Regions from separate parts of the Homo sapiens genome. Here all the other regions are linked to region 4. A link is a loop called in an ENCODE intact Hi-C map of the cell type or tissue named here. Cell type or tissue: endothelial cell of umbilical vein. All regions are shown on one strand.

What was found. Hi-C counts contacts between places; a loop is a spot of excess contacts. Peaks named below come from ENCODE experiments on the same cell type or tissue, not always from the same donor. Only the 100,000 strongest peaks of a DNase experiment are listed, where the experiment ranks them.
Region 1: a loop joins it to region 4, with 6 times the contacts of the local background. A loop is called at or near these places in 13 of 110 quality-filtered maps.
Region 2: it touches region 4 in a loop (6-fold over the local background); 30 of 110 quality-filtered maps call a loop at or near these places.
Region 3: it touches region 4 in a loop (8-fold over the local background); 3 of 110 quality-filtered maps call a loop at or near these places.

The regions. Positions count from the first base shown.
Region 1 is chr12:124,514,943-124,522,942 of GRCh38, forward strand. All of the region lies in intron 2 of NCOR2 (nuclear receptor corepressor 2), which reads right to left. It overlaps LOC105370047 (a long non-coding RNA gene), which reads left to right. Exons shown (of 3, transcript NR_188646.1): 2 at 901-999; 3 at 1,521-1,856. Among named protein-coding and RNA genes, the nearest start is that of NCOR2, 49 kb to the right of the region's middle. RefSeq lists an enhancer at 6,071-6,623. In endothelial cell of umbilical vein, no CTCF peak of the experiment used is centred here; DNase peaks (open chromatin) are centred at 2,509, 3,729, 4,249, 5,529 and 1 weaker place; H3K4me3 peaks cover 971 bases; H3K27ac peaks cover 4,834 bases.
Region 2 is chr12:124,737,913-124,745,912 of GRCh38, forward strand. LOC124903045 (a long non-coding RNA gene) reads left to right here and starts at 4,392. Exons shown (of 2, transcript XR_007063509.1): 1 at 4,392-4,476; 2 at 4,796-5,275. RefSeq lists an enhancer at 7,020-7,069. In endothelial cell of umbilical vein, a CTCF peak has its summit at 3,151; DNase peaks (open chromatin) are centred at 1,165, 2,979 and 4,349; H3K27ac peaks cover 2,998 bases.
Region 3 is chr12:124,462,947-124,470,946 of GRCh38, forward strand. NCOR2 (nuclear receptor corepressor 2) reads right to left here. Exons shown (of 49, transcript NM_006312.6): 7 at 3,227-3,340. Among named protein-coding and RNA genes, the nearest start is that of NCOR2, 100 kb to the right of the region's middle. RefSeq lists enhancers at 1-218, 219-786, 3,168-3,237, 3,227-3,340 and a silencer at 3,338-3,547. In endothelial cell of umbilical vein, CTCF peaks have their summits at 3,383 and 6,452 (motif pointing left); a DNase peak (open chromatin) is centred at 3,475; H3K27ac peaks cover 1,252 bases.
Region 4 is chr12:124,677,042-124,685,041 of GRCh38, forward strand. No RefSeq gene overlaps it. Among named protein-coding and RNA genes, the nearest start is that of NCOR2, 110 kb to the left of the region's middle. RefSeq lists enhancers at 1-271, 4,311-4,380, 4,571-4,640, 7,767-8,000. In endothelial cell of umbilical vein, a CTCF peak has its summit at 4,505; DNase peaks (open chromatin) are centred at 4,520 and 5,080; H3K27ac peaks cover 3,059 bases.

The sequences.
Region 1 (8,000 bases), 160 kb before region 4:
CCCCCATCTCTCCAGACCCTAAGCTACGACCCATGCCCACGGGACACAAGCCTCCACCACGCCACTCTGATGACAGGAACACCCTTACAGCAGCTCAGTCATGAGGCCCCCACAGGCCCTGCAGGCACCACGTGTCCCCCAGCCTGGGATGCTCTGGAGCCCTCTGTGATCCTGAGGCACAAAGCAAACTCTGCCTGGACCCCCTGGGATGTCCAAGGGACCAAGCTCAGTTACAGGCCAGCTTCATGGGGGAGTCCTCTACTAAAAATACAAACATTAGCTGGGCTTGATGGCATGCGCCTGTAGTCCCAGCAACTTGGGAGGCTGTGACAGGAGAATCGCTTGAACTCAGGAGGCAGTGGTTGCAGTGAGCTGAGATCGTGCCACTGCACTGCACTCCAGCCTGGGTGACGGAGTGAGACTCGGTTTCAAAAAAGGAAAAAAAAAAAAAAATCAAGATCCCAGGATCCTGTGTGCCCTTCACCCAGCCTCCCCCAAGAATAACATCCTGAGACAAACCTGAGACAACGACAATTCATCATCCATATCATAACTAGGAAGGCAGCATGGATATAGCCAGCCGTATGCAGATTGCAGCAGTTTCCAATGCACTCACTTGTGTGAGTGTGTGTGTGCATGTGCGCATGTATCTGTGTGGGTGTCTGCATGTGAGTATGGGTGTGTGTGCACGACTGTGAGTGTGCATATGAGTGTGAGTGTGCATGTGAGTGTGAGTGTGCGAGTATGCGTGTGCATGTTCGTGTGACTGTGTGTATGGTGTGTATGTTCACAAGTGTGCGTGTGAGTATACATGTGGGTGTGTGCGTGAGTGTGCATGTATGTGTGTGCATGTGTGAGTGTGCGCGTATTTAGTTCTATGTGTTCTTATCACATGTGCAGACTCCAGTGATCACAACCAGTCCATGCTGAGCTGCCTCGTCACAAAGGCCCTGGTGCTGACTTCTGTTCTGAACCTCACCCAGGACTCTTCTCCACCGGGTAGGAAAATCGAGTCCCTGAGGACTTTGGCAAAGGTCAGGGGCAGCCACGACACAGCTCTGTGGCCAACCCAAGTGGACACCAAGGCCCTGGGGGTGACAAGGGGACATGGATGAGAACCCCCCCGCCTTCGGAGGCCATTCTCGAGGTCCCAGGAGAGGCCCCATGACAATGAGACAGCGGGCAGCTGGTGCGGGGGGCCTGGACGCCCGGGGAACTCCCCACTGGCTCCTGCTGGCCCAAGAGCGGAGGCCCTGAGCCAGTCACTGGCCCAGCATCCGGTGTCACTTACAAACACAGGACGGCTGCCACCTTCTGCAGGAGAACTGGCCCTCCCGCGCCAGTCCCCAGGCCACACCAGGCACTGTGGGGGGTGCCTGGCCCAGGGCTGGCACGGAGGGGCTCAGGCTGAGTGGGAGACGGGGCAGAACAGGCAGGCATGGGGGGAGACCTGGGGATCCCAAACAAAGGCAGAGCCTGGGAAGCACCCACTCGACCTACCTCCCATTATCTGGACCCAGGTTTCTACAAAACATGAGAGCTCTCTGCAAAGAAGAAAAGAAAAATGGACGGAACTCGAACTTAAATCCAACCTTGTGGTTACAATTACGGAGGCCCACCCAGGCCAGCACTGTGCGGGCCCCTTCAGGCTTCTCTCAGGCTCTCCCGAGACACACCGGCAGGCTGCAGTGCTACCACTGTGGTAAAGGACAAGGAAACTGAGGCTCTGTGGGATTCCGGGACTTGCCCAAGGTCACACCATCCTTGAGGGGTCGAGCCAGGACTGGAACCTCAGTCCGGCCACTACAACTTCATAAATACCATCGCCCTGAGATGCTGAAATCCCAGGGGCCCCCCACCCTCAGACCAGGTGCCGGTATTGTCAGCATCGAGAAAACAAAGTGCCAGTGAATTATCAACTGTGAGCCTATTATGAGCTAGAAGGCAGGTTTCATTCACTCCCTTAAGCCATACAGCCTATGAGGTGGGGAAAGATGCAACTTCCATTTGCCAGATGGGAAAACTGAGGCTCAGAGACAGTAAGTGACTTGCCCAAGGTCACACAGCCAGGAAGTGTCCAACCAGGACAGGAACCCAGGCAGTCTGCCCCGCGTTCCCCCTAAAACTGCAGCTCCTTCTCCCGTCAGTCCCATGCTTGTGTAGACCCCACTGTGCCCCATTTTACAGACGAGGAAACTGAGGTCTGCAAAGGGGAGGCAACACGCCCAAGGTCACACAGCATAGAGAGGACGGAGCCAGGACTCAAACCCAGGTCTGTGGCAAAGGAGCAACATTGCCTGGAAGCCCAGCCCCCTCCCTTCCCCAGCCTGGGCTCAGAGGTCCCCAGGAGCCATTCCCGCCACCTCCCTATGGCCGCGGCGCACCCAGACCTCAGGACAAATCACTCCCTCATCCCCCCGGTTTGCAACTAAAGGCTCCTTGTGAGCTCGGGAAGCCCTTCCAACTTTCCAGTGTTTATCCCGGCTCCTCGCTGCCAAGTCCCTGGGCAAGCCTGGGCCGGTGGCGCTGATTTCAAACCAGACATGGGCACCGAGCCAAGCGCCACCTCGGTGGGGAGCCGGGCGCCGGGGCCGGGCTGCAGCGCTGCCTGCACCTGGCTCTCCCCTGCCTGAGCCCACCGCGGAGCCCCAGGGCAGAGCCTCGGGAGCGCCCACGATCACATGCCCTCCTGAAGTCAACTCCGGGAACAGAAGCCCCCTGAGCCCCCAAGGCTCGCCATGCTCCCCCCCAGGGACGCCGGATGTGCACCAAGGAGAGGAGCACAGTGCCCACCCGGGTCCCCTCCCACGCGGGCCGGCCAAGAAGCCTCACCCCGGCCTGCCCGGCCAGCGCCTCCGAGCGCTCTTTTCCGTGACTGCAGCAACTTCGTCCGATGAGACAGCCCTGCCCACCATCCCGCTGAGCTCAGGGCCGACAACACTGCGCTGCCAGGGGAGGGTCCAGCTGCCCCCATTGGCTGACCTGCGGCCGGCCACTCAGCCCCCAGCCCTGGCCACCACCTCCAGCGACAGAACTGGGGCTCTTTCCAGATGAATTCCTCGGCCCCCAATCAGCGCCCCTGCATAGAGCCTGCAGGCCACAGCCCCCCACCCCAGTCTGCGCCCACCTCCCCCGGCCGGGGTGACCCAGCCACACTGCACCTCCCTGCCCACTCCAAGCCCGGCGACTTCTCTTACCCGAGCACATGACCAACCTCGCTCACGTCAGCTCCAAACACAACTTGAAGTAACTCTCTCACAAGAAAAAAAAAGAAAAAGAAAAAAAGTGCCAGCCAGCGGGCCAGCAGAGTCCACACACACAGGCTGTGCTGCCGGCTTCCAGGAGGCACACCACAGCCAACATCAGACCCATCCTTCCTCCAGGATGACACCCGCAGAGGGGCGGCCCCAGAGGGCGGCCTCACCTTCCCGCGAGACTACGACTCCCATCCCGGCCCTGGAGGCCCTGCAGGGCCAGGCCAGGCCCCCCAGGCTCCCAGCCCGATGCCCCCCAAACCCGGGCAGGCCAAGGCCCACCGGCGACAAGTGCGGGGCCGCCTGACCCCACGGCTGGGCCGTGAACGAGACGTCGGGCCTCCAGCGATCCGTTCTCGCCTCTGCCACTCTGGGCCTATAAACACAGGGAATTACATAAGTCCACTCCTCTTGTTTGGAAGCCAAAAGTACGAGCTTTTTCTCCCAGCCTTGGCAGTAAGTAATAATTCCTCATCGCCATGGTAACCCTGGCGGGCTTCCAGCCGACACTCGGGAGCTGAAACACTGTGAGGCCTTTTTATAGCTCGGCTCTTCGCTCGCTGGCAGGCGAAAGAGAGCTCCAGCCCCGCTTCTCCCACTTTAACCCGCTTCCTCCCAGCCCGGACTGTCCAGCTTCGAGCCGCACCTGCACCTCCAACCTGAGCGTAGCTCTGGCGCCTTGGCTCCGGCCTGGTTCCGAACCCAGGCCTCGGCCCATCCCTCCCCCGTCCTCTGTCCCGAGGGCCAGATGGCCAGAGGAGCAGGCTCTCCCTTGCAAATATTTCTGTCCTCCTTTTAATCCTAGGAAAAGAAAGCGTGACCCCCTCACACTGGCATTCTGATCTGGGGTCATCTCGGTGACAGGCCTAGAAAAGAAGACGTGGCCAAATAATACACACACACACACACACACACACACACACACACACACACACAGGCCAACAATGATGGCTTGGTAGTCAGCCAGGAGTCTGAACCTTGGCTGCAATTAGCTGTGTGACTCAGAGACAAGTCTGAGCTTCTCTGGGTGTCAACTTTCCATCCGTAGAAGGGGCAGGCTGAGCTCTGCTTCTCCAAGTGCTCTGGAAAGCAGAGATGAGGCGCCAGAGGAAGCTGCTGGAGCTCCCAGGAGGCAGAGGAGGCTCCACCAGGGTCTCCAGATTCACTTCCCTGCCCCTAGCAGCCAAGAGTTGGGCCTAAGAATGTGTCCCTGGACAGCAGCCCACATGATGACAAGGGTCTGGGGGTGCAGATGTGAGGAAGGCACCCCTGGCAGAAGCATGGCAGATGTGAAGGTCTGGAGGCTGGACCACGCGGGTGTGTTGTCAAAGCAGAGAGAAGGCTGGTGTGGCCGGGGCGCAGGGGCGAGGCGGGGAGAGTTTGACGATGAGGTCAGGGAGCTAATAGGAGTGGAGGGGAAGTGGTCAGATGGACTCTGGGCCTGGCCTTCAACTCCAGCAATAACATTGTCATCCTTTTTACTCTCAGGAGCATCTTGAGAGTAATAATATTAATAACAATAACAGTGGCCACACACACCGAGCCCAGCAGCTCGGACTGTGTGCCCAGCACTGTGCTAAGCGGGTCCCCTGGTTCACCAGCTGGCCTCACACCACCGCGGCATAGGCAGGTATGCCCCTGAGCCGCCACACACAGACAGAGCAGGAGGCTGGCCCAGAGAGGGTAGGTGACTTGCCCAAGGTCAACAGCTAGTGGCTGAGCTGGGACTTGAACTGGGCAAGCCTGGCTTGTCTCCGCTATCCACGTGGTAATTCAGCCACAAGGAGTCACAGGAGGGTTTCAGGACTAAGACCAGATTTGCCTGTGACAGGGGCCCGTGGCCACTGGACTGGCAGGGGGCCCAGACTGGCCACGAGGGGATGAGCATAGTGGCTGCGGAGGCCCCTGGAAGCCAGATGTCTCCTGTGAACAGCTGGCCCTCTAGCCTTCCCCAGGAAACACCCCTGGGGGGTTTCCGTAGACCTGCCCCAAAGCCAAAGGTGGGATTCTGCTACTCTTACGCCTTCTTTTATAGGTAGGGAAACTGAGGCACAGGAAGGCACGGGCATATTTTTAGCCCAAAGATCCAGCACCATCTTCCCGCCCAGACCGTCGCCAAGACCAGGCGGGACCATGACACCCAGGCCAAACTGGCCCCATGCAAACACCACCAGGAAGCGGTGCCTGAGAGCGGCCGAGTCAGGCCTCACCACCTCCTTCTGTTCATTTTTGTTTGTTTTGGACACAGACCTGCATCCAGACCTTCGCCAAAGGCTGGCCCTGGAATCCACGGTAACTCCTCCCACCCCCTCAGAGCGACTGTGTGCTATGGGCAGGTTTGACACTGGGCATGTCTCTTCACGGCCACTCGTTCTGCTTCCTGTGTCTTCCCCGCCAGACACTCCGCAGCAAATTGTTTGTTGAGTGACTTAATGAAGACCACAAATCATCAAACACCAGAAACAGCCACAGGCAGCAGCCCCCAGACAGAGCCTGTGGCCAAAACCAAACTCATATTCAGAATAAGCCAGTGTCTGGTTATCTGCTCAGCAAAAGAACTCCCCATCACGCAAGCCTTCGACGGCGACCACCCCTCCATACTTCGAAAAAGCATCCCCTGGCCAAAATCTGCCGACAGGCCGCTTCCTGGAGCCCGTCTGCTGAGCAGAGCTTTGACGGTGGGAAAGATCGGTGAAGACCCCCCAGAATATGATTCACCGCAGGCCACAGGGGCCAGGACAGTGGGCCAAAGGGGGTCTGGAAAGGGGCAGGGGGACCTTAAGCTGAGTGGCCCCAGGCAAGGCCCCCAGCCTCTCGAGGCATCAGAAGGCTCAGCTGGCGAATGGGGGAGCTCCTGCCTGCTGCCTCTCTCGCAACCCAGGTCAACAGAAACTACATGTGTGGGGCCCAGGGGGGAGGTGGGGGCCAGAACTCTGAGGACCAGATCCAGACCCACAGCCGCAGCTACGCTTCAGCATCCGGCTCCAGCTGGAAGAGACCCCCACTCACTTCCTCCCCACACACTGCTGCTTCCTGGCCAGGCACAGATACGAGTGGAGCAGGGTGGGGGCAGGAGAAAGAGACAGCACCGTGAGCCAGACACGTCTGGCTATCTGCACCTCCTCAATCCCGGGCCCCAGGGCTCCGTGACCTGGGCAGCCTCAGTTTCCTCATCTGAAAAGCCACTTAGATATCAAATGGTTCTATTGATGTATGCCACACAATGGAATTCCGCCATATAAAGGAATGAAGGACTCACACCATTCAACACGGATCAACCTCAAACACATTGTGCGGAGTGAAAGAAGCCAAAACCCACAGTGCATGATTCCGTCCAGGAGAAATACCCAAAATAGGTAAGTCCACAGAGGCAGAAGGCAGATTGGTAGCTGCCAGGGGCTGCGGGAGGCGGCAACGTGAAGTGACCCCACCGGTACAGGGTTCCTTTTGGGGTGATGAGGACATTTTTTGGATAGAAGGGGTGGGTGCTCAACATTGTGATTGTACTAAGAACTCATGAACTGTTCATGTTAAAATGGTAAATTATATGTGATGTGAATTTCACCTCAACTGAAAATAAATAGGCCGGGCGCAGTGGATCGCTTGAGGCCAGGAGCTCAAGACCAGCCTGGCTATCATGGCAAAACCCCATCTCTACTAAAAATACAAAATTCAGTCAGGTGTGGTGGCGCATACCCGTAATTCCAGCTACTCAGGAGGCTGAGGTAAGAGAATTGCTTGAACCAGGAGGCAGAGGCTGCAGTGAGCCAAGATCATGCCACTGCACTCCAGCCTGGGCAACAGAGCAAGGCCGCATCTCAAATAAACAAATAAATAAACAAAAAGATGGTGTTGCTGAATGCACACCACTCCAGCCCAGTTTACCGACTTCCTGAAAGCTGGGTCCAACTCCCAGCAGGTAGGAGTTCCTCACCCAGGCCTGGAGCTATCAGACATTCGAGAAGCATCTGCTGAGCCCCTACTGTATGTGCTGAGCACTGGAAATATGGCAGTGAACAAGACAAAATTACATTTTACATTTTAATTTTAAAATACATGAGTGATTAAAATAAAGTTCACAACTGTATTCGTTTCCTGTGGCTGCTATAACAAATTATTACAAATTGGGTGGCTGAAACCAGCGACCTATCCTCTCACAGTTCTGGAGGCCAGAAATCCAAGCTCAAGGTGTCACCAGGGCCACACACCCTCCAAAGACTCTGCAGGGGGAGCCTTCTCTGTGTCTTCCAGTTCCCAGTGGCTCCTGGCGTTCCTTCCGTCTTCACGTGGACTTCTCTGCTGTGTGTCTTCTCTTAGAACACTTGTCATTGGATTTAGGGCCCATCCTATTCCAGGATGATCCCATCTTGAGACCCTTACCTTAGTGACATCTGCGAAGACCTGTGGTCCAAATAAGGCCAAGGTCATATTCACAGTTTCCAAGTGTACCTATGTTTCATGGGCCATGACTCAACCCACTACCAAAGCCAAGACCTCAAAGTGGCAGCAGTCGCATGCCCGGAAACACCTTTGGTGCCCCTTTCCTTTCCCGCTAGTTCCAGAAAACTGGCTGGAAGCTGCAGAGGAGAGCTCCAGGGATCTCCGGGATGGCCCCAGGGCCCCCCTATAGCCGACAGAGCTGGAAACAGACCTGAGAGATCCCACAGCCACCCTCTCCGGCCTGAGCCTGCTAAAAACTGGCCCCAAGGAACCCAAATCCCCTTCCCTGTGGCAGGCATCCATGAG
Region 2 (8,000 bases), 61 kb after region 4:
GATAGCACAGGAAGCCAAACTGCATCAGAATTCCCAGCTAAGGCCAAGAAGCCAAGCAGGCCTCAGCCTTGCCATTTCCTAGCTGTGTGCCCTTGGGCAAGTGACTTCACTTCTCTGGGCCTCAGTTTCCCCATCTGTACAATGGGAACAGTAACACCTCAAAGATCATGGTGAAGGCTAAATGGAGGCAATGAAGGGAGCCAGCTAGCCACTCGGAGGCCCATTTCCCATGGGCAGGAAGTTAGCATGAGGGTGGTTGGGAGGATGACACCCCACTCCCGGGATGTGTGGGAATGAAGTTGTCTGGTAACCAGTGTGCGGCCAGGGTCATCTCACAAACTCTCTACTCTAGATCCAGCTTCCACAGAAAGTTCCAGGACATGAGCTGTCACTAACCCTTCCCTGGCTGCCACCCAACAGCAAGGTGGCCTTCCCCTGTACCTCCCAAGGGTCCGAGGCCGTCCCCAGGCCCCTGCTCAGGACCACATGCTGGCCAGGCCCCGGCTGTTTCCCGCTGCTGTGGGAAGACGAGACAGGCGAGATGACAGGAAGGCCTTTTCTATCCAAAGTGTAATCAGACACCCCGCGTACCTGCTCCCACCTCACTATGAGGAGAGGCCAATGAGTAATAAGATCTGACGTTTCTGGAGCATTGCTACGTGCCAGATGTGTTCTAGCACTTTCTATCAACTTATTTCATCCTCAGAACAACCCTGTGCAGTAAATACTATTATCATCGCCATTTTACAGATTAAGAAACCAAGGCTCAGAGAGGTTAAGTAACTTGCCCAGGGTCACACAGCTAATAGGTAGTGGAGCTGGGCTTCGCACCCACCTGATTTGACTTTCTGCCATTTGCAGCCAGTCAGTCCTGATTAATGTGTCATGTGACCCTGGGCACCTGCTCTGAACCAAACTGGAAGGCGAGCTGGCCGAGAAGCCCCTTCCTTCTCAACAAACGGGTCAAAGCTCCAGTGCTCCTACTCCGACAGAAACCCCGACAAATGGAGATGGCGGTGGCCAGGGTCAGCAAGAGAAGCAGGCGGCCTGGGTTGGGGGCCCCGGGACCACACACGGAAGGCGCCGCGTTGCCTTCTCACCCGGCACCAGCAGCCCCAGGCAGCTTAACCCAGGAGGTCACGCGTCTCTTTTGAAGTCTGAGTCACAGGACGAAGATTCCATTTAACGCCCCGATAAAGCAAAACCACTGAGAAAACAAACGAGAGGCTGCCCAGGCATGAAAACGCCCACCCTCCGGGAGCCCCGGGCTAGCTGCACGGCAACGGGGCTCGTTCCAAGCCAGCCTGTCGCTCAAGAATGATCCCAGCCCAGGAAGATGCAAGGCCGTGACTATCAGCCCCATTTTACGGGTGCGGAAATGGAGGGCCAGAGAGGTTGCACCACCTACGCAAGGTCACACAGCCCATGAATGAGACCGGAAATGGCGAATAAAATTCAGGTCTCCTCATGCCCCCCAGTGCTCTTCCCTCCTTCCTCAGGGCCAGGTGAGAGTTCTCCCTCCCCTGCTGTAGAGAGCAGGTACTGTTTTGGGGTACACCGCATTCATTTCTCTTTTTTAAGAGACAGGGTCCCGCTCTGTTGCCCAGGCTGGAGTGCGGTCATGCAATCATAGCTCACCTCAGCCTGGAACTCTTGGGCTCAAGCAATCCTCCCACACTGGCCTGCTAAAGTGCTGAGATCACAGGCGTGCGCCACTGCATGCAGCCTCATTCCCCTTTTCAATGGGGGCATCACTCTGAATTTCCTCCACGCAGTCCAGGACAGTCAGGTGGCCTCCACCCCCTGAAAGGGCAGAGCCTGTGCCCCAGGCCTGGCCAGTCAGAGCACTGCTAGCCAGGTGACTGGCTCAGAGACGGGCATGCGACCCGAGCTGGTCCCATCAGAGGGAGGGCTAGGTAATTGTGCCAGAGTTACCAGGGAGGAAATATTCCATCTCCCCCTAGACTGGAACCAAGGGAGATGTGAGTTAACACAACACAAGTGTATTATTTTACAGTTCTAGAGGTCAGAAGGCCACAGCGGGCCTCACTGGACTAAAAGCAAGATGTTGGCAAGGCTGTGTTCCTTCTGGAAATTGCAGGGGAGCATCCATTCTCTGCCTTTTCCAGCTTCTAGAGGCTGCCCGCACTCCTAGGCTCATGGCCCCTTCCAGCAAAGCCATCACTCCTGCCTCTGCCTCTGCCTCTGCAGTCACAACTCCTCTCTCTGACTCATGCTCCTCTTTCACTGATAAGGAACCTTGTGATTACATCACCCTTATGATAATCCAGGAGAATCCCCCCATCTCAAGACGTGTAACGTCATTAGATCTGCAAGGTCCCTTTTGCCATGTCAGCTAACATATTCACATGTTTCCTGGGATTAGGACATGGACATCTTTGGGGGTGGTTATTTTGCCCACCATAGCAATCAGAACCATAGCAGGCAGGGTGCCAAGATGGAGAGGAAGTAAATCCTGGTGAATATTTTGAGCCCCCGGATCAAGCTGTACCTGAAGGTATGTACTTAACTTTTCAGTTATATCATGATGATTAAATTTCCTTTTTTCCCCTAAGCTAGTTGGAGGCTTTTGTTTTGCTTTGTTTTGTTTTACCTTTTGCAAACAGAGAGCCTGGCTGAATTAACTCCCAACCCATAAAGATTTCACCGTGAGAAATTACCAGCTTGCATGTGTCTCTCACATGAGGCTGAAATCTTGAGAGTAAAGACAACACCTCCTATAACTTTGTCTCATCAGCACCTAGCAAAGGAGGCACTGAGAAAATGTGTGTTGATTGAATAACAATTTGCTGATGGAATAAACACCCTCCTACATGCCCTCCCTCAGTGGCCATCACGAGAACAAGAGGGCAGAGAGAAGCCTTGGCAGGATTTCCCAGGGGTGAATGGCAGGCCAGTCATTTCCCTCTGGGGGTGGCGGCTTCCTCAGAGAGAGGCGACCCAGACAGAAGTCCTGGAGAAAGCCTGAGTTCCATGGGCAGTGAGTGGCCCTGCCACCCAGATCCAGCGCTTCCCAGTTGATCCCGGGACAGCAGCTGCAGCACTCTGCCGACAAATCTTTCTGAGTCATTTCTGGTCAGGAAGCAGCTCGCTGTCAGATGAAAGTCACAGCGGCTCCCTCCACACACCTGGAGGAGGCAGCAGCCTCCTCATTTTCCACAGCCGAAGAGCTCGGCGGCCATGGCCCTGCAAGGAGGGTTTTATGGGGCCAGGAGAGGAGTCAGAAGAGAAGCCTCCCAGGAGGACCCGCATGTCCTGGTCTTGGTCCCCAGAACTGAGCTATCATTTTACCCGATGACTAGGTCACTGCCATTCTTGTTCCCACGTGCGTCTGAGACACATGGTCCAAGGCAGGCTCCCTCCCTCTCTTCTGCGCCCCCCTCCCCAGACATACCTGCCTGTTCTTTTCTGATTTATCCTCTGTGGGCCCCCAGGGAAAGGCCTCATCCCTTGACAGATCCACGCTGAGCCCTGGTACAGCAGTGGGGCGGGCCTTTGCATATGCTGTTCCCTCTAGCTGGCACACTGTTCCCCACATGGTCTAAACTTTAGCTACTGTCACCCAGGGATGCTCAAAGACTGAACTGAAACATTGCTTTTTGTTCATGTACTCAACTGGCATTTATCATGATCATTGGTGATACGGATACAGCACTTACAATGTGCCAGACTCTGTTTCATCTATTACAGATACACATAACAACTTATTTAGTCTTCACCAAAAGGCTAAGAGGTGGGGAAATTGAGGCACGGGTAGTAAGTGACAGACCCAGAATTTGGACCCAGACAGAGCTGCCCCCAGGGACTGGGCGCTCAACCCTTGGGCCACACCATGCTCGACAGATTTCCTGGACTCCTGGACTTTAGCCAAGTCCCCCTGCTGTGCCCCCACCCCCAACTGCCTACCAGACCCCGTGAGCAGGGGCAGGGGCTGCTTCGTTCACCTGTGACCCCCAGCACCCTCACTGAATGGTACATCAATAAATAAATGAATGAATTGCAACCAAGCCTTGTGACCTTGGGCACTTAACAGTCCTGTGCCTCAGTTTCCCCTCTGTGGAATAGGGACAATAATGGTATCGACTCTGACAAAAGGGGAGTCCTGACAAGGAATTTGAATGAGAAGGAATTTCCTGATAAGGAATTTGAATGAGAGATGGGGGGATCTCAAAATACACCAGTGATTTCAGTCACACTGCTCCACAGAGGCCCAGGCATGAGTGACGTTATATAAATATTTAATAACTTGATGGTCTGGGCTCCCATCCAATGGAATGAAACCTGGATGTAAACACCGGGCACAGTGTCCTTATGTGGATCGGTGTGTCTGACCCCTGGGCACCCGCTGGGGGTGCAGCTCCACCAGGCCCAGTGCTCTGGAGCTCCCGCAGACGCCACCTGCCACCACGCATAAGCCAAGGTGAACAGGCAGCCGCAGGAAGGGCGTCCAGATGGGTGAGTCGCTGGGACCCTTTGCAGACTCCCGAGGGGCGGTGGAGCCCACAGAAAATGCAGTGGGGCTGCAGAGCCTGGACTCCCCACCCAGGCCAGATGTCCTCAGCTCAAGACCCACCAGGCGCTTCCTCCCCGCTGGTCTACAGTGCCTGAAACGTGGGCCTCCCCGACGCGGGCAGTGGGTCTGTTGGAGTGGCCAGAAGGGTCCTGTTAGGGAACCTGTGGATGGCTCAGGATTTTAGAATACTCCGAGCCTGGGGTGCCCAGAGAGCGGACCTTCGGAACCCACATGAGTGTCTCTGCTTGTGACTCCCGGCAGCTCCTTAATCCTAAAGAAGCCAGATCCGAATCTTGCCAAATTGTAGCCAGGAGTTCTCGAGCAGCCGGAGAGCGATGGATTTCCACCGGCAGAGGAAAGATCCAGCTTTAGGAGCAGAATCACACCTGCCAGCTGGCCCTAGCAAGCTGTGGTCTCTGGGAGGCCAGGGACGAGAGCCCACTCCCTCCTCCGTTCATGGCTCAGGGTCGTGGCCAGAGCCTGCCTGTGTAGAGGCGACTCCAGCAGCCCCCAGCCCCGCCCAGCTCTGCCCACACAGCTGCAAGGCCAGCATCCTGCCCTTTGTCAAGTTCACCACAGTCATGTCCCACCCCCCATTCGCTGAAATCAGCCCCAAATTGCCTGGAAACCCAGACCCCGCACCCCCTCCCCAGCTTTCCTTCTTCATGGAGTTTCTATTTCAGAACAAGGAAACAGATACCCCCAAAACAATTAAAGAAATAAATCTATAATTACAAATTGTACTACGTGCCATGGGGAGAAATGGCAAGCAAAGGAGATGGGCTACTTTTAAGGATGAGTTTTGACACCAAAATAGTTCCAGGATATTTCCTGGGTTTGTGAGAACAAGGGTTTTTATCCCACGAAAGAGAGAACAAAGAAAGGAAAGAGGGAGGGAAAAGAAAAGGAAAGAAAGAGAGGGGAGAAGAAAGGGAGGGAGAGAAGTCAGGAAAGAGAAAAGGGCCACTGATTCCCCAGAACCATGGCCTCATCCAGGGGCCATTACAACGCAGCCATGAGACAAATCCAGCCAGTAGCAAAGGAGAAGAGTTCGCAGCCTGCACACTAGGAATAATTTTTACATTTTTAAAATTTTTATATATTTATTCATTTATTTGAGACAGGGTCTTGCTCTGTTGCCCAGGCTGGAGTGCAGTGGCCCAATCACAGCTCACTGCAGCCTTGAACTCCTGGGCTCAAGCAATCCTCCCACCTCAGCCTCCCGAGTAGCTGGGTCTACAAGTGCATGCCACCACACCCGGCTAATTTTTTTTTAAACACTGGGTCTCACTACGTTGCCCAGGATGGTCTCAAACTCCTGGCCTCAAGTGATCCTCCTGCATAGGCCTCCCAAAGCAATGGGATGACAGGCATGAGCCACCGCACCTGGTCATTCTTTACATTTTTAAGGAGTTTTTACAAACAAAACAAAAAATAACAAAGAATGCACAACAGAGGCCTCATGACGCACAAAGCCTAGAATATTGACTATCTGGCCCTTGACAGAGCACGCTTGCCATCTCCGAATCCCGCCACTGACTCCTGCCTGGGCCAGCCGTGAAAAGCAGAAAGAAGGGACAGATCAGACGGCCGAGAATTTTCCATTTCTGCCCACGAGGCCAAGCACCATCCATCACAAACCTCTAAACGCCGAGGCCTGGAAGGTTAAGTGATTTCTGCTCCAGCTCAGTGAGGCGAGGTCAGGGGCCGGCCAGAGAATGGATGTCCTCATGCACCAAAGAGAAAGGAGTCATTGCCCAGCCTCTACCATTAGCCATTGCTCATCGGCTGTTTAGGAAGCAGGGGCATTAATTTTGCTTGTTCCACGCGTGGTGTTTTATGAAATAAGGGGAGAGAAAAGGCCTATTTGTCAGTCAGGGCTCCTGGCTTCAAGTGACAAAATTCCCAATTCAAAGTGGCTGAAGCGACGGAGAGAGTTTATCGGCTCATGTTACTGAAAAGTCCAGGGGTTGGGTGAGTTTCAGGCACAGCTGGATCCAGGGGCTCACAATGGCACCACCAGGACTCATTCTCTCCATTCCTCTGGGTGTTGTTGTTGTTGTTGTTTTGGGTTTTTTTAGATGGAGTCTCGCTTTTGTTGCCCAGGCTAGAGTGCATTGGCATAGTCTTGGCTCACTGCAACCTCTGCCTTCCGGGTTCAAGCAATTCTCCTGCCTCAGCCTCCCTTGTATTTTTTGGTAGAGACAGGGTCTCGAACTCCTGACCTCAGGTGATCTGCCCACCTTGGCCTCCCAAAGTGCTGAGATTACAAGCATGAGACACCACGCCTGGCCCTCTGGGTTGGTTTTATTCTCAGGCAGGCTCTCCCGTCCTAAGGTAAGAATCTCACTGATACCCGACTACATCATGTGACCCTCCTTTGGACCAATGACTGCTGTCAGAGGATGGGATGACCTGATTGGCCAAGCCTTGGTCATGTGCTCCTCCAGGAGCCAGGGAGGCGGGGTCAGCCCCACCTGAACTACAGATGATGAGAGAAAAGAAGAAAGCTGTTTTCCTCAACGAGATCCGGGGCGCCATTACCAGGAGGAACAGATGCTGAGTTGGTAAAAGCAACAGCTGTCCCCAACAGAAGCAAACTCCTATTTCCCAGGCCCCTTGGCTAAGTCTCACCACCACCCATTTTACAGCTGAGTAAACTGAGGTCTTGGAGGTGAAGTCAGTCTCCTTCTTTGGTGATGCAGTCGGCACCCCAGTCCCAATCTAGGTCTGATTCATGCTCAGGCTGTTCACATTGACCAGCGTGCATCTCTAATCCTGCCCTCCAAGAAGCCTGCACACAGTTGGTGTGCAATAAATGCACAGCACATCAAATTGTTGTTAAGAGTCTGCCCCTGCCCACTGGACCATAAGATGCCTGAGGGCAGAGACCATGTCTGTCCTGTTCACTGTGGCACCCCAACACCCAGAGCGTAGTAGGTGCCCCCCCCAACGCTTGGTAAATGAATGAATGACTCCCTGGCGTATAGTACGCGCTCCACAAATACTGGACAAACATGTATCTCTGTGGATGCTCCACAAATACCTGCTAAGTGAATGCAAGTCTGTCTAGGGCCTCACGCACAGTAGGTACTCCACAAACAGTGGTAAATGAACAGATTCTTAGTGCCTGCACATAGTGGGTGCTTAGTAAATATTTAGTGAATCAATGAGTGGATCTCGATGGGAACCAAGCTGCCTGGATGCTCAAATATTTCCAGATCATTAACAAGATAGAGAGAGGAGAGAGATTAGGGGGCTGGTGGGGGAGGAATGAATGAGTGAAAGAATGAATGAAGGAAGGAAGGAATGACAGAAACCTTTGCTGGACTTTAGTGCTCAGACAAGGATCCACAGTCCTTGCGGCTCCACAGCGAGAATCAAGGCTGCCTGGAAGGAAGACCCAGTTTTGGAAAGGGCGCTGGGTCTTTGTGAGCTAGGAGAGGGGGCGGCGGGGCTGGCAGCA
Region 3 (8,000 bases), 210 kb before region 4:
TGCCGCTTCCATCAATCCTGCCTCCTCTCCACCTTGTGAATGAGCCATCTACATCTCTATTGGAAGCAGCCTTCTACCTTTCCCCAGTCGACCTAGCTCAAGGCCCGTCTCCTCTATGAAGCCCATCCTGACTGTTCCCCAGTGTCCTGAATTCCTACGGTACCAGCAACCTGTGCTGCACAAATGCCCCTTATGTATCCACACATCGCTAGCGCTGCCTCTGTGTATGTTTTATCCAGATTCCAAGTGCGTGCCTTGTCCCGGAACCAACAGGCTCCTACCTCGTGCCCACCACCTTTGAAGATCAAAGGAGACGCCAGTCCCCTCTCTGGGACTTGGCCTGTGCCATGCCCCCTCACCCTAACGCCCTCCTTCCGGCCCACCCGCTGCCTCCAAGAAGCCTTTCCCAGCACCCACTTCCAGGTCACGCTTCTGCCCTCCTGGGCCCAGGCCACCCCGTCTGCTCCTGCTCTCAGGCTGCAGCCACCCTGATGGCTGCCCTGCCATCTGTGCACACCTGCCCGGCCCCCACCCACGCAGGCAGCTCCCAGGAGGCGGGGAGGCGGGAAAAGCCTCGCTCAGCGGGTGCCTCACCAATGTGCTCCGAATGGATAATGAGCCAGACTCCAGCACTCAGAACTGCCAGGCGGGCCCTGCCCGGCAGGGAAGCTGCGTTTTCCGGCTGGCTCGAAAAACAGACCCTTGTCCTCCATCTCTCCAGGAACCAGCAGGGAAGGAAGGCGGATTAAAATTTAATCCTACTGATCCCCCAAGGGGCGGTAAGTCCTGGCTGCTCCTGCCAAAGGCGGCTGGGGGCCTCCCGCACATTAGGCTGCAGGCTTTGGAGGCTCAGAGACTCAGCCCGGGCGGAGGATCCCCACCAGCCCCCACGCCCCCAAACCAGAGGCCTCTTCCACAGGCCAGAGCTGGCCACCCGCCTCCATCTCCCCTCCCTTCCTGCCGCCTGAATATTTGCACAATAATTATTTAATGTGCATCTGCCGTGTGGTGAGCACTGTTTTAGGTGCTGGAGATGCCACTGGAAATAAAAGTGGGCAGGAATAAAATCCCTGCCCTTACGGAGTTTCCATTCATAATAAACAGAATAAATAAGTAAAACAGAAATCATGTCCCATGGGGACAAGGGCTAAGGAGAATCAGAAGCCACAAAGGAGGAAAACGGGTGTCATCCTGAAAACTCCTTTTCCTGAAAAAAGGGTTTTCAGTATTAAGTAGAGGGTTGAAACGGGTCTTGCTGAGAAGGGGCCACTTCAGCAAAGAGGGAAGTGACAGTATGAGCCTTGCAAGGAGAGGAGCTCCAGGCAGAGGGCCAAGGCACTGCAGCAATGTGCTGGGCCACTGACCTGGCCTCCACAGCTGCTGGAGAGAACCGTGTCTGCTCTCCACCGAGGATCAGAGAGGGCAGGTAGAGGTGACACTCTCAGGAGCCCTGCCCATGTCCCCTCCACTTTGGGCTCCTGGAGCCATCTCAATCTTGGCTCCAAGTCCCAGGCTCAAAGCTCACTTGCTCTGCAATCTCAGGGAGGTCTCCTTCCCTCTCTGAGCTTTGGTTTCTTGATGAGCAAAATTGAGAGAATAACAGTAGTTCTACTAAATGCAAATAGTATTCTATTAAATGCACAAGGTAAACAAACACAAGAAGAAATGAGAGCTATGATAATGACAATTAATAGCACCAGCTGGCACTTCTTTGGTGCCAGACACTGTCTGTCCTAAGGGCACTAGGAAATTACCCCTTTAGTCCCCACACCAACTGTACTAGGTGATGCCGTCGTTGTCATTGTTTTAAAGCTGTGGAGCATGAGGCACAGGAAGGTTTAAGTACAACGCTCCAGGGTCACAGAGCCAGGAAGTGGGAGAAATGGGATTTGAACCCAGGATGGCTGGCTGAAGGATGTGTGGCCCCTTGGCTCTCCTATGACTGTTACTAGTGGTGCTTGGGGTGAGGGGTCAGGGTGTGGGAGAGTGAGCCGGGCACACAGTTCCCAGGCCCCAAACAGGCTTGTCTCATTCTGCATGACATCGCTGTTTCTAGAGGTGGAGGCATAGCCAAACAGGTTGATCCAGTAGTTCCCTGCCTCAGGCTGCCACTGCAGGCACCCACCACGTGACTCGAGGCCTCCCCACCCCCACCTCAACTCTGAGCACTGATTGGCCAAGGAAGATATTACAGAAAAGGCAGCTGGGAAGGGTGGCTGGGACTACAGGCAGGAGGGGAACCAGAGAAGCCAAGGCAGGGAGAGGAGGTTCCTCATCTGTCATGCTTCACAAGGACCAGTCCCTCTCTGGGCCTCAGTTTCCTCATCCAGAAAATAAGGGAGGGGATCAACATCCACAGATCCTGAGTACATTTAGAAAAAGTACACTGTAAATCATTAAAGCCCAGCTGGTAGTGGCTTGACTGGGAAGATGGGGAGCTTACCACCTCACCAGACACAAGGTTCCACCTTGGGGGTGCACAGACCCTTAGGGTCCAGCCCCTGGAGACACTGCTCTGAGCATCCCAAGCCCCTCCAGCAAGACCAGACCCACTATAGCTGCCCCCAGTGGGATCTCCATGGGCCTCCACAGCCTGCTCCAGACTCTGTGTTTCAATCATCTCAAAGGCCCCTTCCAGGGCCCAGTGTCAGTGGAAGCCAGTGCTGAGAACTCAGGCCCTGTGGTCTGACAGCCCACAGGTTCAAATCCAGGTCCAATGCTTCCTAGCTGTGTGACTCTGGACAAGTCACTTAACCTCTCTGGGCCTTAGGAAAATGGAAATGACACCTGTACCTGCCCTTCCAGGACTGACAGGAGGGGCTGCTCCATGAAACCTCACTGCTGCGGTCATAATGTCATTATCTTTTGCCTTAAAGGGATTTCTTCTGCACCAGCACCTAAAGTGGCAGCCCCTTACCCTTGGCCATCAGCTGGACCCTGGTGCTCTCCTGGAGCCCAAAACCTCTGTTTTGTGTTGCATCCTGCTGACCAGCCACAGTCCACACCCATCTGAGTGTCTGAGCAGAACAGCCCAGAGGCCACACCAGGATGGCTTTCCACCGGTCACCTTCCCCCACCCACTCATAAACCCTGCGTCTCTGGGGGAGAGGGTGGCGAGGTCCCCTCCCCACATAGATGGAAACACTGAGGCCTGATTCATGGTGCCCCCTGTGAAGCGCCTCATGGCCAGCACCGGGGGGCAGCAGGCCAGGGCGGGGACACATACCCGGTTCTCGTCGTAGATGATCTGCACCAGGCTGCGGTGCTTCGACTCGATGGGCGGCGGTGACACGGGCTTCTCAGGCTCGGGCGGCTTGGCAGCCTCCTCCTCCAGCTGTTGCTGTGGGGAGAGGCAGAACGTGAGGGATGAGCACCCCAGCGGGCGGAAGGAGGGCTGCAGCCCCCAGGGCGCGGGGAGGCCCCCTTGCAGCCCGGGCCACGGCCGCGCACAGGAAGTCAGGCTGCTACACATTTCCTGTGAGTCACCCCAGGGACTCCGCACCCGGGAGAGGCCCCAGCTCCAGGGCCAGCTGCAGCCTCCAAGCTCCAAAGCCAGGTTCAAATCCTGCCTTCGTGACTTGCCAGCCAGGGAAGCACAGCCAAGCAGCCTCACCCTGCTAGCCCTCAGTTGCCCCATCAGTAAACGGGGCTGATTGCCGTGCCGCCATTCTGACTGTGGTGAGAACTGAATGAGTTACACAGGCAGGCACAGTCAGGCCTGCTGCGAGCCGGCATTATTACCCATTACGGTTCCTACAGGCAGCATCAGTGCTAGGAGAGGCTGTGCAGACTCCACAGCTGCACTGGTGAGACTGGAGCCCAACTCCCACTCCTACTTACTGCGTAGCCTTGAGAAGCTCCTGGACCTCTCTAAGCCTTACCTTCCTCTTCTGGAAAATGGGGATAAAAGAGTTACTACTCTAGAGAGCCGTTGTGAAGGTGAAATGAGCTCATGATGCGTGCAAAGCACGCAGCACCTGACACACAGGTGCTCCTCATCAACCCCATCATCCTCATCCTCATCACCCCCATCATCCTCATCCTCATCACCCCCATCATCCTCATCCTCACTACCCCCATCATCCTCATCCTCACTACCCCCATGATCCTCATCCTCATCACCCCCATCATCTTCATCCTCATCACCCTCATCATCCTCGTCATCCTCATGACCACCATCACCCTCATCCTCATCACCCCCATCATCCTCTTCCTCATCACCCCATCACCTGCATCCTCATCACCCTGCTCGTCCTCATCCTCATCACTGTCATCCTCATCACCCCCCTCATCTTCATCCCCATCACCCCCATTATCCTCATCCTCATCACCCCATCACCCTCATCCTCATCACCCTCATCCTCATCACCCCCATCATCCTCATCCTCATCACCCCATCATCCTCATTCTCATCACCCCCATCACCCTCATCCTCATCACCCCCATCATCCTCATCCTCATCACCCCCATCATCCTCATCCTCATCACCCCATCATCCTCATCCTCATCACCCCATCATCCTCATCCTCATCACCCCCATCACCCTCATCCTCATCACCCCCATCATCCTCATCCTCATCACCCCCATCACCCTCATCCTCATCACCCCCATCGTCCTCATCCTCATCACTGTCATCCTCATCCCTCCCCTCATCTTCATCCTCATTACCCCCCTCATCTTCATCATCTTCACCCCATCATCCTTATCTTCATCACCCCATCACCCTTATCATCCTCATGACCTCCATCATCCTTATCACCCTCATCATCCTCATCACCCTCATCCTCATCACCCCATCACCCTCATCTTCATCACCCCCATCACCCTCATCATCCTTATCCTCATCACCCCCATCATCCTCATCCTTATCACCCCCATCACCCTCATCCTCATCACCCCTTCATCCTCATCCTCATCACCCCCATCACCCTCATCCTCATCACCCTCTTCACCCTCATCCTCATCACCCTCATCCTTATCACCCCCCTCATCCTCATCACCCCCCTCATCCTCATCACCCCCTCATCCTCATCCTCATCACCCCATCATCCTCATCACCCTCATCCTCATCACGCCCATCACCCTCATCATCCTCATCACCCTCATCATCCTCATCCTCCTCACCCCCATCATCCTCATCCTTATCACCCCCATCACCCTCATCCTCATCACCCCTTCATCCTCATCCTCATCACCATCACCCTCATCCTCATCACCCTCTTCACCCTCATCCTCATCACCCTCATCCTTATCACCCCCCTCATCCTCATCACCCCCCTCATCCTCATCACCCCCCTCATCCTCATCCTCATCACCCCCATCATCCTCATCACCCTCATCCTCATCACGCCCATCACCCTCATCATCCTCATCACCCTCATCATCCTCATCCTCCTCACCCCCATCATCCTCATCCTCATCACCCCCATCATCCTCATCCTCATCACCCTCATCATCCTCATCCTCATCACCCCATCATCCTCATCCTCATCACCCCCATCATCCTCATCCTCATCACCCCCATCATCCTCATCCTCATCACCCCATCACCCTCATCCTCATCACCCCCATCATCCTCATCCTCATCACCCCATCACCCTCATCCTCATCACCCCCATCATCCTCATCCTCATCACCCCCATCACCCTCATCCTCATCACCCTCTTCACCCTCATCCTCATCACCCTCTTCACCCTCATCCTCATCACCCTCATCCTTATCACCCCCCTCATCCTCATCACCCCCCTCATCCTCATCACCCCCTCATCCTCATCCTCATCACCCCCATCATCCTCATCACCCTCATCCTCATCACGCCCATCACCCTCATCATCCTCATCACCCTCATCATCCTCATCCTCATCACCCCCATCATCCTCATCCTCATCACCCCATCATCCTCATCCTCATCACCCCATCATCCTCATACTCATCACCCCCATCATCCTCATCCTCATCACCCCATCATCCTCATCCTCATCACCCCCATCATCCTCATCACCCCCATCACCCTCATCCTCATCACCCCCATCACCCTCATCCTCATCACCCCCATCATCCTCATCCTCATCTGTCCATGTATGAACCCCCTCCTCCTAACACAGTTGGAAAGAGCATCCCATCATGCTGCCGTCTGCTTCATAGCAAGAGGGAGGCTGAAGACCAGAGGGTTTAGGGCACTGGCCCAAGGTCAGATGGAAGGCCAATGCCCCATTCTGCAATGTGACAGGGCATCACAAGTGAGATCAGAACATGGTTCTGCTCCACTTATGACGCTCGCACAGCCTGCACATTACCACAGAGCAGATCAGTATGAACCCAGAAAGGTGCCCAAGAAGAAGTGAACACAGGAAAAGCCAGAAAATCCAGGATGCTGGCTTTTACAGACTCCATCGCTGGCGGTTTGAGCAGAACTGCCTCAGTCCCACAGCGACCCCTGGTGGTCGCTTCAAGAAGGGCATCAAAATGCTCCCCCAAAGCACGGAACAAACAAAGCCAAGAAGGGGAAGAAGCCCACAGCCCCGAAAGGGTGGGCAGGAGGGAGGCTCCCTCCAGCCAGGGAAGGTGGCCCTTCCTCAGGTACTAGAGAAAATACTACCTGGGACACCTACAGAGACCCAGCTAAGAGGGTGACTAGCTCTGCTGGGCCTGGATTCAAGCCTGAGCCCCCCGCTCACCAGCTCTGCAGCCTCAGCCAGGGCCCTTCACCTCCCTGACCTCAGTGTCTACTTCAGCAGAACCTGTGGGTATATGCCTACCTCATAAGGTTGTTTGGAAGATCAAGGAGATAATGCTGAAAAAACTGCTGCACAGCAGTGACACGCTATAAAGGGCTCTCTAATGCAAATCAAAACCACAATGAGATACCGCTGTACAACCACTAGGATGGCTGGAATCAAAAACATTTTTTAAAGGAAGATAAAAAAGGGTTGGTGTGGCTAGGGACAGTGGCTCACACCTGAAATCCCAGCACTTTGAGAGGCCAAGGTGGGCAGATCACTCAAGACCAGCAGTTTGAGACCAGCTTGGGCAACATGGTGAAACCCCATCTCTACAAAAAACACAAAAATTAGCTCGGTGTGGTGATGCACACCTGTACTCCCAGCTACTCAGAAGGCTGAGGTAGAAGGATCGCTTGAGCCCAGGAGGTAGAGGCTCCAGTGAGCCAAGATGGCACCACTGCACTCCAGCCTGGGCAACAGAGTGAGAATCCATCTCAGAAAAAAAAAAAAAAAAAGCTGGGGGGCGGTCGGTGAGGATGTGGAAAACCAGGAAACCAGGAATCTTCATGCATTGCTGGTAAGAATGTAAAATGGGGCAGCTGATGTGGAAAACAGCCTGGAAAGTCATCAGCAAATTAAACCTAGAGTTACTGTACGACACGACCCAGCAATTCTGCTCCTAGGTATACACCCATGAGAACTGAAAACAGGTGTCCCAACAAAAACTTCAACACAAATGTTCAACAGCAGCACTATTCACAACAGCCACAGCCCAAATGGCCACAGATGATGAAATAAACAAAAGGAGGCATCTCCATACAACGGAATATGTTTCAGCCATAAAAAGGAATGAAGGATGGAGACAAGAGACAACATGATAAACTCCAAAACCATGACACTATGTGGAAGAAGCCAGAAAGGACGCATACTGTGTGATGCCCTATATAGGAAATGTCTAGAACAGGTCAGTCCATAGAGACAGAGAGTAGGGGAACGGGGAGTGGCTGCTTTAGCTCCTATGAGGCTTCCCTGTGGGTTGTTGAAATGGCTGGGAACCAGAGAGAGGTGACAGCTGCACAACACTGCAAATGTACGAAATGCCACTGAATTGTGCACTTTAAAATAATTATGCTTGAGAATTTCACTTTTAAAAAATGCCAAAGTGGAATTTAGAGGGGAAAAAACAAACAAACAAAAACCTAACCATTGAGGGCTGCCTTGAGCCACCTGGCTTCCAGCTGCAGTCACCAATGTGTGCCAGTGACCCGCAGCTTCAG
Region 4 (8,000 bases):
GTGTGTGCGTGTGTGTGTGTGTGTGGGCATGTGTGTGCAGGCGTGTGTGTGCGGGCATGTGTGTGGGGGCATGTGTGTGCATGTGTGTATGTGCGCATGCTCACCTGTGTGTCAGGGGTAGCCCTGTCTGAATGCAGCTGCCAAGGTCCTCACCTTTGGCGGGACATGTCCCCAAGCCCCTGCTCCCCAGGCACCGGAATCCCCAGGGCGCATGACACTGGCCACACCACAGCAGAGGCCAGCAGAGACCCCGGGGTCAGCCCTTGACGCTGAGCCTCTCTCCCTCCTACCGCTCTGAGGATTCCCACGCTGGGGCTTCCCCCAGCCTCTCCGCCACCTCGGGACAGAGGCAGGGAGGAGAGATCTGGGTGAGGTGGGGAGCAAGGGATAGGGGTAGTAAGAAACAGTCTGGCAGGGAGTTGGAAGTTCAAAGTTTGATTTGACTCCGTATTTACCCAAAGGAAATCCAACAGGGGGGAAATATACAGCTGGAACTGGAAGCGCCCAGTTTGCCGTCCCTGCAGGTTCCACGGTCTTTGCTCCTCTCTTCAGAGAGAAAAAGGCTGGGGGTTGCGCTCAAGCCCCCTGTAAGTCAGAACCAGGACACCCTAGCGGAAGAGGAGACCTGGAGGTCTCAGGGGTGTCTCCGTGCTTCCTTCTGCCCCGCGGCCCCAGCTACGTCTGATTCGCCTCCACTCACCCCGGGGGCCAGGACCATGCCTGCATTCAGTAGGCGCCCAGTGCATGCTCAGGGGACCTGAATGTTATCTGAGGGCCCCTGTAAAATGAAATACAAAAGAACTAGGGGAAGCAGAGGCCTTGCTCAGGCAGGTACATAACCTCTGGTGCCTCCATTTCCTTATCTGTAAAACAGGAGCAAAAGCGACGGAACCGCAGTATAGATGGGAGGAGCCTAGTGCTTATTCCCAAGGGGCTTAAAACAGCACCTGGCCTGCGTGAAGTACTTGTTCAGTCCAAGCTATCATCTGGGCACATCCCCTGACAGATGCTTGATCTTCACAGCAACCTATGTGCAGGTCCTTGTGAGCCCATTGTACTTATTTAAGAGACAGGGTCTCACTCTGTGGCCCAGGCTGGAGTACAGCGCCATGATCACCGCACTGCAGTCTTGACCTTCTGGGCTCAAGCGATCCTCCCACCTCAGTCTCCCAAGTACCTGGGACTACAGGCACACACCACCACGCCCGGCTAACGTTTTTATAATTTGTAGAGACCAGGTCTTGCTGTGTTGCCCAGGCTGGTCTCAAACTCCTGGCCTCAAGCAATCCTCCTGCCTCAGCCTCCCAAAGCTGTTTTGTTATTATTACTGTTCAGATGATGACACTGAGGCCCAGATAAATGAAGTAACTTGCTCAAGGCCACCCAGCTAGAAAGTGCCTGGGCTGGATTCAAGCCTGTCACCCCGCCCCTGCCTCCTAGACAGACAAATGGCTTAGACAAGAGGGCAGGGGCTTTCCTGGTGGGAGGGGGCTGACCTCGAGGACTCCCAGTTCAGACTGTGGGAGTCTCTTGATGCTAATCAGGCCCCCGGGGGTGGCCTTGAGGCCTCCCTGCACGGCCACCCTCAGAGAGCATAACTGAATGCTATGTGCTTTGAACCAGAAAATGCTCCCGGCTATAAATTAGGGGACCGCCCAAGGGCACAAGGCCCTGCGGCCACTTCTGCTGCCCTGGGCCAGGACGGTGGAGGCCCCACAGGCTCCTTGGACAGCTGGGAAGCCCGCTGGAGGCTGCTGCCATGGCGACGGTGCCGGCTGCCCTCACTCTGCGTGGGCCACATCCTGCCTTTCCCGGGCACGGAGTGGGCTGGGGCTCAGCCAGCCACCTCTCCCTCCTCTTCCTCCCTCCCCTGGGGTCATCTGGGGGTCCCAAGGGCTGCCCGCCCGTCTGCAGCCCAGCAGGGCAAAGCCAGCTCAAAGACGCCCCTCTCTTAATAATGACAAATGCCAGCTGACATGCATTGAGCACTTAGCCCCTTACAAGTATTGGTGGCTTAACTCATAATAGGTGAAAAGACTGAGGCCCACAGAGGCAGCATTGCTTGCCCAGGGTCACAGGACTAGGCAAGAGCAAAGATGGGGTTCCAAGCTGGGGTTTCTGACCCAAGAGCTCCATTGCAGAGTACAGTGCAATGGCAAAGACATGACCTCAGAAGCAAGACAAGCTGTGTGACCCTGGACAAGTTACCCAGCCTCTCTGGGCTTGGGTGTCCCCTTGGGCAAAATGGGATAAGAGTACCTGCTTCCTAGGGTCCTCAGGAGGATTCCATCTGTTAATGCATCGGGCAGGCACTGGGTCTTAGCCTCACTGTCTCCTAGAAACGGGTCCTGGGATGAGGTTTGTAGACCCGCGCTTCAGGGGAGGCTGCACAGGGGAGACAGGACAGGGCAGGGAAGGAAGCCAAGCCCAGGTGTCACTCGAGCCAATATCCCAGCCTCAGCCGGATCTGGGTCTGAGGAGCACCCAGTTCGTCCTGCCCCAAGGCAAGAGCTCAGACTCACAGTGGTCACCCAGGGGCTGTCCCAGGGAATCACAGCCACCAGGCGGGTCAGGCTCCCTGGACATGGGGCCAAAGCACCGCCAGAGCCCGGGAGCAGTGCCCAGAAGCGAGGTGAAAGTGCAGGCAGTTAGGAGCAAACTGGAGAGAAGGGACACAGAAGCGTCATTGAGAGGCCCGGAGCGTGTGGGGGTGGAATCCTGACAGTACTCCTCACACTGCCCGGGTTGCAGGTTGCTATTTTAGGGTTTATTGCCTACAAACTTCAACTCCACAACAAACCCATCTGACCAGTGGAGTTGCCCTTGTTTTACATGTGGAAGGCCAGTGGTTTGGCCAAAGCGACAGGGCTTGGGGCAGGGATCCAAATGTCTAGGCTCCAGGTCAGCTTTTCACTGCCCTTGCGGCGTGGTGGCTGCGTGCAGGGCCCGGAGGAGAGGGTGCTGACTTGCACAGGAGGCCATGAGCGGCTCCAGGGCCTGGGGCACCCGGAGCAGGTTGTAGCATTCAGGATGCCTGGGGTAGCAAGTTAGAGAAAAATCCCAATTCCAACTGCTTTCATGATGAACATGGATTCTCCCCATGAGAGGAGGTCCCGGAGCAAAGGAGCTGCAGGGCTGGGTGACTCAGCAGCTCATTGGTGGCATCTGCACCAGGCGCTTCCTCCTCTCTCTTCTGCCACCCCTCAGTGTTGGGACTCCCTTCATGGCCTCAAGATGGCTGCAGCAGATCTGGTCATCACATCCCAACAAGACAGAGTGCAGTCAAAGATAAGGCAGCCATCTCTTCCCCCCTTTTTGTTTTTTGTTTGTTTGTCTGTTTTGTTTTGTTTTGTTTTGTTTTTGAGACAGAGTCTTGCTCTGTCGCCCAGGCTGGAGGGCAGTGGCTCAATCTCGGCTCACGGCAACCTCCACCTCCTCAGCCTCCCTGCCTTCTCCTGCCTCAGCCTCCTGAGTAGCTGGGATTACAGGTGTGCACCACCACGCCCAGCTAATTTTTATATTTTTAGTAGAGGGGGGGGTTTCACCATGTTGCCCAGACTGGACTCGAACTTCTGACCTCAGGCAATGCGCTCAGCTCAACCTCCCAAAGTGCTGGGATTACAGGCGTGAGCCCCCGCACCCTGCCTGGTTCTCTCTTTTTTAAAAGCAGGTAGGCTGGGCATGGTGGCTCAGACCTGTAATCCCAGCACTTTGGGAGGCCAAGAAGGATGGATCGCTTGAACCCAGAAGTTCAAGATCAATCTGGGCAACATGGCGAAACCCCTCTCTACCAAAAGCGATACAAAAATTAGCCAGGAATGGTGCCACATACCTGTAGTCCCAGCTACTGGGGAGACCCTATCTTAGAAAAAAATAAATAAATAGGTAAGAGCAGGTAAGCATTCCCTGTAAATCCCCCAGCACAGTCCCCTCCACGCCACAGTGGCTAGGGTTAGGCCACGTGAATATCTAGGAAGGGGGATGGGGTGGCCATGACGCTTAGCCCAGGGTCAGCAAACGGTGGTTCACGGGCCCCAAGCCTGTTTGTTTTTGTAAATAAAGATTGATTGGTGCCCAGCCACATCCTTTTTTTTTTTTTTTTTTTTTTTGAGATTGAGTCTCGCTCTTTTGCCAGGCTGGAGGGCAGTGGCGTGATCTTGGCTCACTGCAACCTCTGCCTCGTATGTTCAAGCGATTCTCCTGCCTCAGCGTCCTGAGTGGCTGGGATTACAGGCACAAACAACCATGCCCAGCTAATTTTTAATTTTTTTGTAGAGATGAGGATCTTGCTATGTTACCAAGGCTGGTCTTGAACTCCTGGGCTCAAGCGATCCTCCTGCCTCAGCCTCCCAAGCTGCACACCCTTTTTTTTAATATCGTCTGTGGTTGCTTTTGTGTGACAAAAGCAGAACTGAGGAGTTACCGCAGAGACGCCCAAGAAGCCTAGAAGAGTGACTCAACCCTTTACAGAGAAAGAGTTTGCTGACCCCTGGCTAGACTAACCGGGATCTACCCCTGACCCGGATTGAGTCATTTCCCCTGAGGGATGAATGAACACTATGACAGTCTGTGAGCCCCATAGAAGTGGGGGTGGGGGCTGGCCTGGCCGCTGCCAGTCGTCCTTCAAAGCTTTGCTACTCAAAGCGTAGCCCCCAGGCCAGCAGCATCCGCCGGGCATGGGAGCCAGGTCTTGGGTCCCACCCCAGACCTATGAAATCAGAACCTGCATCCTAACCAGACCCCCAGGGAACGTCACCCACTAAATGCAGCGCGTTTGCTTCTCAGGCTGTTGTAACAAGGTACCACGAAGCGGGTGGCTTAAAACCACAGGTCTGGAGGCCAGAAGCCTGCAATCCAGGTGCCAGCAGGGCCCTGCTCCCTCCAAAGCCCCTGGGGCAGGATTCTTCCCTGCCTCTTCCAGCTCCTGGTGGCTCTTGCGACCCTTGGCCTTCCTGGCTTTGCAGATCGGTCACTCCAGCCTTTCCTCTGCCTCCACGTTGTTTGTGCGTATCTCCCCTTTTCCTGTGAGGGCTTCAGTCATCTTGGACGCGAGTCCACCCTGATGACCTCATCTCAGCTTGATCACATCTGCAAAGATCCTATTTCCAAATAAAGTCACATCCACAGCTGCCAGGGGTTAGGACCCGGACATGTGTTTTCGGGAAACACAACCCCACCTGTGACCTGTGAGTAGTCCCAACACACACCACACATGGGTGAACTGCGACATACGTGCTTGTGCTTTTGGGAAGGACAGGGCTGGGGGAGGGGCAGCTCCAGCTTCCCTGCCTTCTCAGGCTCCCAGAGCTGCCCTCCTGGGAAACAGCACGCTGGAAGCTTCATGAACATAGCTGGCCTCAGGCTGGCTCAGGGAGGTCATCTCTACCCCTCATCTCCCACCAGGCCTGAGCTGCTCCTGGGCCTCCCGGGTTGAACCGTGAGTGCCCTCAGCAGGTCTGGCACTGGGTGAGGCATGTCAGGCATCCCAGGTGCCCCTCTGCACTGGCACCCTGAGAGGGCTTGCCTTCTAACATTCGGTACCCTGAGCCCAGCACTGGGGCTCAGCCCACTTCTCATCTCCAAACCCTGCTCCGGGCCTGTGCTCCCCAGCTGTGGCCAAGTGACAGGTGGGCCCAGCTCCTGCACTGGCCGCATGAACAGAAGCACCGTCTTCTCAGTGAAATTAATAAATGCCCAGCAAGTGCACCCTGAGCAAACTTCCTTGCTTTGCACATAACTGGTGCTTAAAACTCACGTGCTCGGTGTACGAGGAAGTAAATGCCGGAAATCCAGATTCCCTACAGCGACTGACAAGGCCCAGCGTGATCTAGCCCACCCTCCTTACCAACCTTGTTCCCACCGTTTTCCTCCTAAACCTCTAGTTTCCAGCTCCATGCCAAGCCCACTACGGCCCCAGGGCATTTGCACCTGCTGTGCCCTCTGCTGGAAGGCTCCTCCCCACACACAAGCCCATGGCTGGTTCTCTAACTCGATTTCGATTTCTGTACAGATGATGTTACCTCTTCAGAGGTAAGCCCCACCCCCTCACCTCCTCACTTTCTATCAAATCAAACAATTTTAACAACTGCGTAGAACTCACAACTGCCTCCAATCCTCATGTTCATTTATTTATCTACCTGCCACGTCCTGAGTGTCTAGAATGGTGCCGGGCACACAGTAGGTGCGCAGTAAAAACATGCTACTGAACTGAGAGAGTCCTCTCCTCCATCCCCATCAGGCTGAGCTCTTAGTAAACACTCAGGAGCCTCCAGGCCCCTGTATTAAAGGCCTGACAAGCCTCGCCCTGCTGCGGAATTTTACAGATGGGGCTGTTTCTTTGTGTGTCAACAGAGTGCTTAATCTCTGCTCATAATGCCAGGCAGGAAGGAGCCTGCTTTGCTGAGGAACTTCTGTCTCAAAGCCGCCAGGTAACATGAGTGGGGCCTCTGGGGTCGGGAGCAGCATGTCTCCCCATCCTGGCCTTGATAAATGTCCAGGGGCCCTTCCAGCCTCCGCCAGGCAGCTGCCTCTGACCACAGCCTCCTCCGCAGAGCTGAGCTACCCACGTGTGCTCACTTCTAAACTGCAAGCCGGCCCCTGAGGGGGTGTGTGAGGAGTCAGGGTCTTAAAAACTTCCTGCATATTTTCCCTTCAGAAATAGCATCCTTAACTTTCTTTTTTTTTTCCTTATTAAAAATGTACTCATGTAATCCACATGCACTGGCTGTGAGAAATTCCAAAATGTCTTTTGGAGAGAGATCCTTGCCCCCTGAGGCTGTCCCCATTGCACAGATGATAAGCACAGTCAACGAGGCTGGGCGCCCGTACTTCCCAAACTTTGTGGGGCCCACAGCAACCCTCTGAGGCTTTTACTTTTATCATCCCCATTCCACAGACAGGGAAACTGAGACTCGGAGAGGGACAGGGCCAGCAGCCAGCACATGTTGGAGGGAGGTCAATCCACTGTGGCTTTGAGCAGAGTGGTCGCAGGACTACTATGCCATATCCCACCTCTTTGTAGAAGAGTTCTTGATTTCATTTTTAAATTTTTGTGTTGTTGTTTCTATTTTGTACCATTTTCTGTGTATCGTTCTGTGACTTGCTTTTTTCATTTAACATGTCTGAGACATCAATTCATGCTGGACACACATAAGTCACCTCATTTTTTTTTTTTTTGAGATGGAGTCTTGCTCTGTCACCTAGGCTGGAGTGCAATGACAGGATCTCAGCTCACTGCAACCTCTGTCTCCCAGGTTCAAGTGATTCTCCTGCCTCAGCCTCCTGAGTAGCTGGGACTACAGGCACACGCCACCATGCCTGGCTAATTTTTGTATTTTTGGTAGAGACAGGGTTTCCCCATGTTGGCCAGGCTGGTCTCGAACTTTTGACCTCAAGTGATCCGCCCTAGCCTTCCACAGTGCTGGGATTACAGGCGTGATCCACCGTGCCCAGCCAGTCACCTCATTCTTTTTAACGCCTGTTTCATAGCCCCTGACACACAGCACAGAGCCATTATAATTGTTGGAGTCAAAACGGTTCATATCTGATCATCTTGTATTCTCCGGACGTAATTCATTTTAATGTGCACTACAGTCTCTATGCGATGCAGTGAGCACTTTTGGGAAAACCAGTCGGACCTGGACTGGTTGGTCAGGAGAAGGTCTGAAGTGCCCTGTCAGGCCAAGTCTGAGACTGTGGTAGTAGAGGAAGTGAAAGCAGGCTCCAGCACTGAGGTCCAGAATGTTCCCAGCTCCAACGAGGCCATGAAGATAAAGCACTTCTTTTGTTGGCCATCTGCATATCCAAGAACTCCAGAGTATCCAACCTTCAAAGCACTGTGGCTCATTCCCTGAACAACGGTGCCAGGTAATTCACAAAGCAACCCTCTGCACACCACAGTTTGCTCCAGTCTCCAAAGCAAGTCCTACTCAGAGTCTCCCCCGAGCAGACGAAGAGAAGCCAGACCTCTCTCCACTTCAGGCAGTGGATGCTTTTTGGGG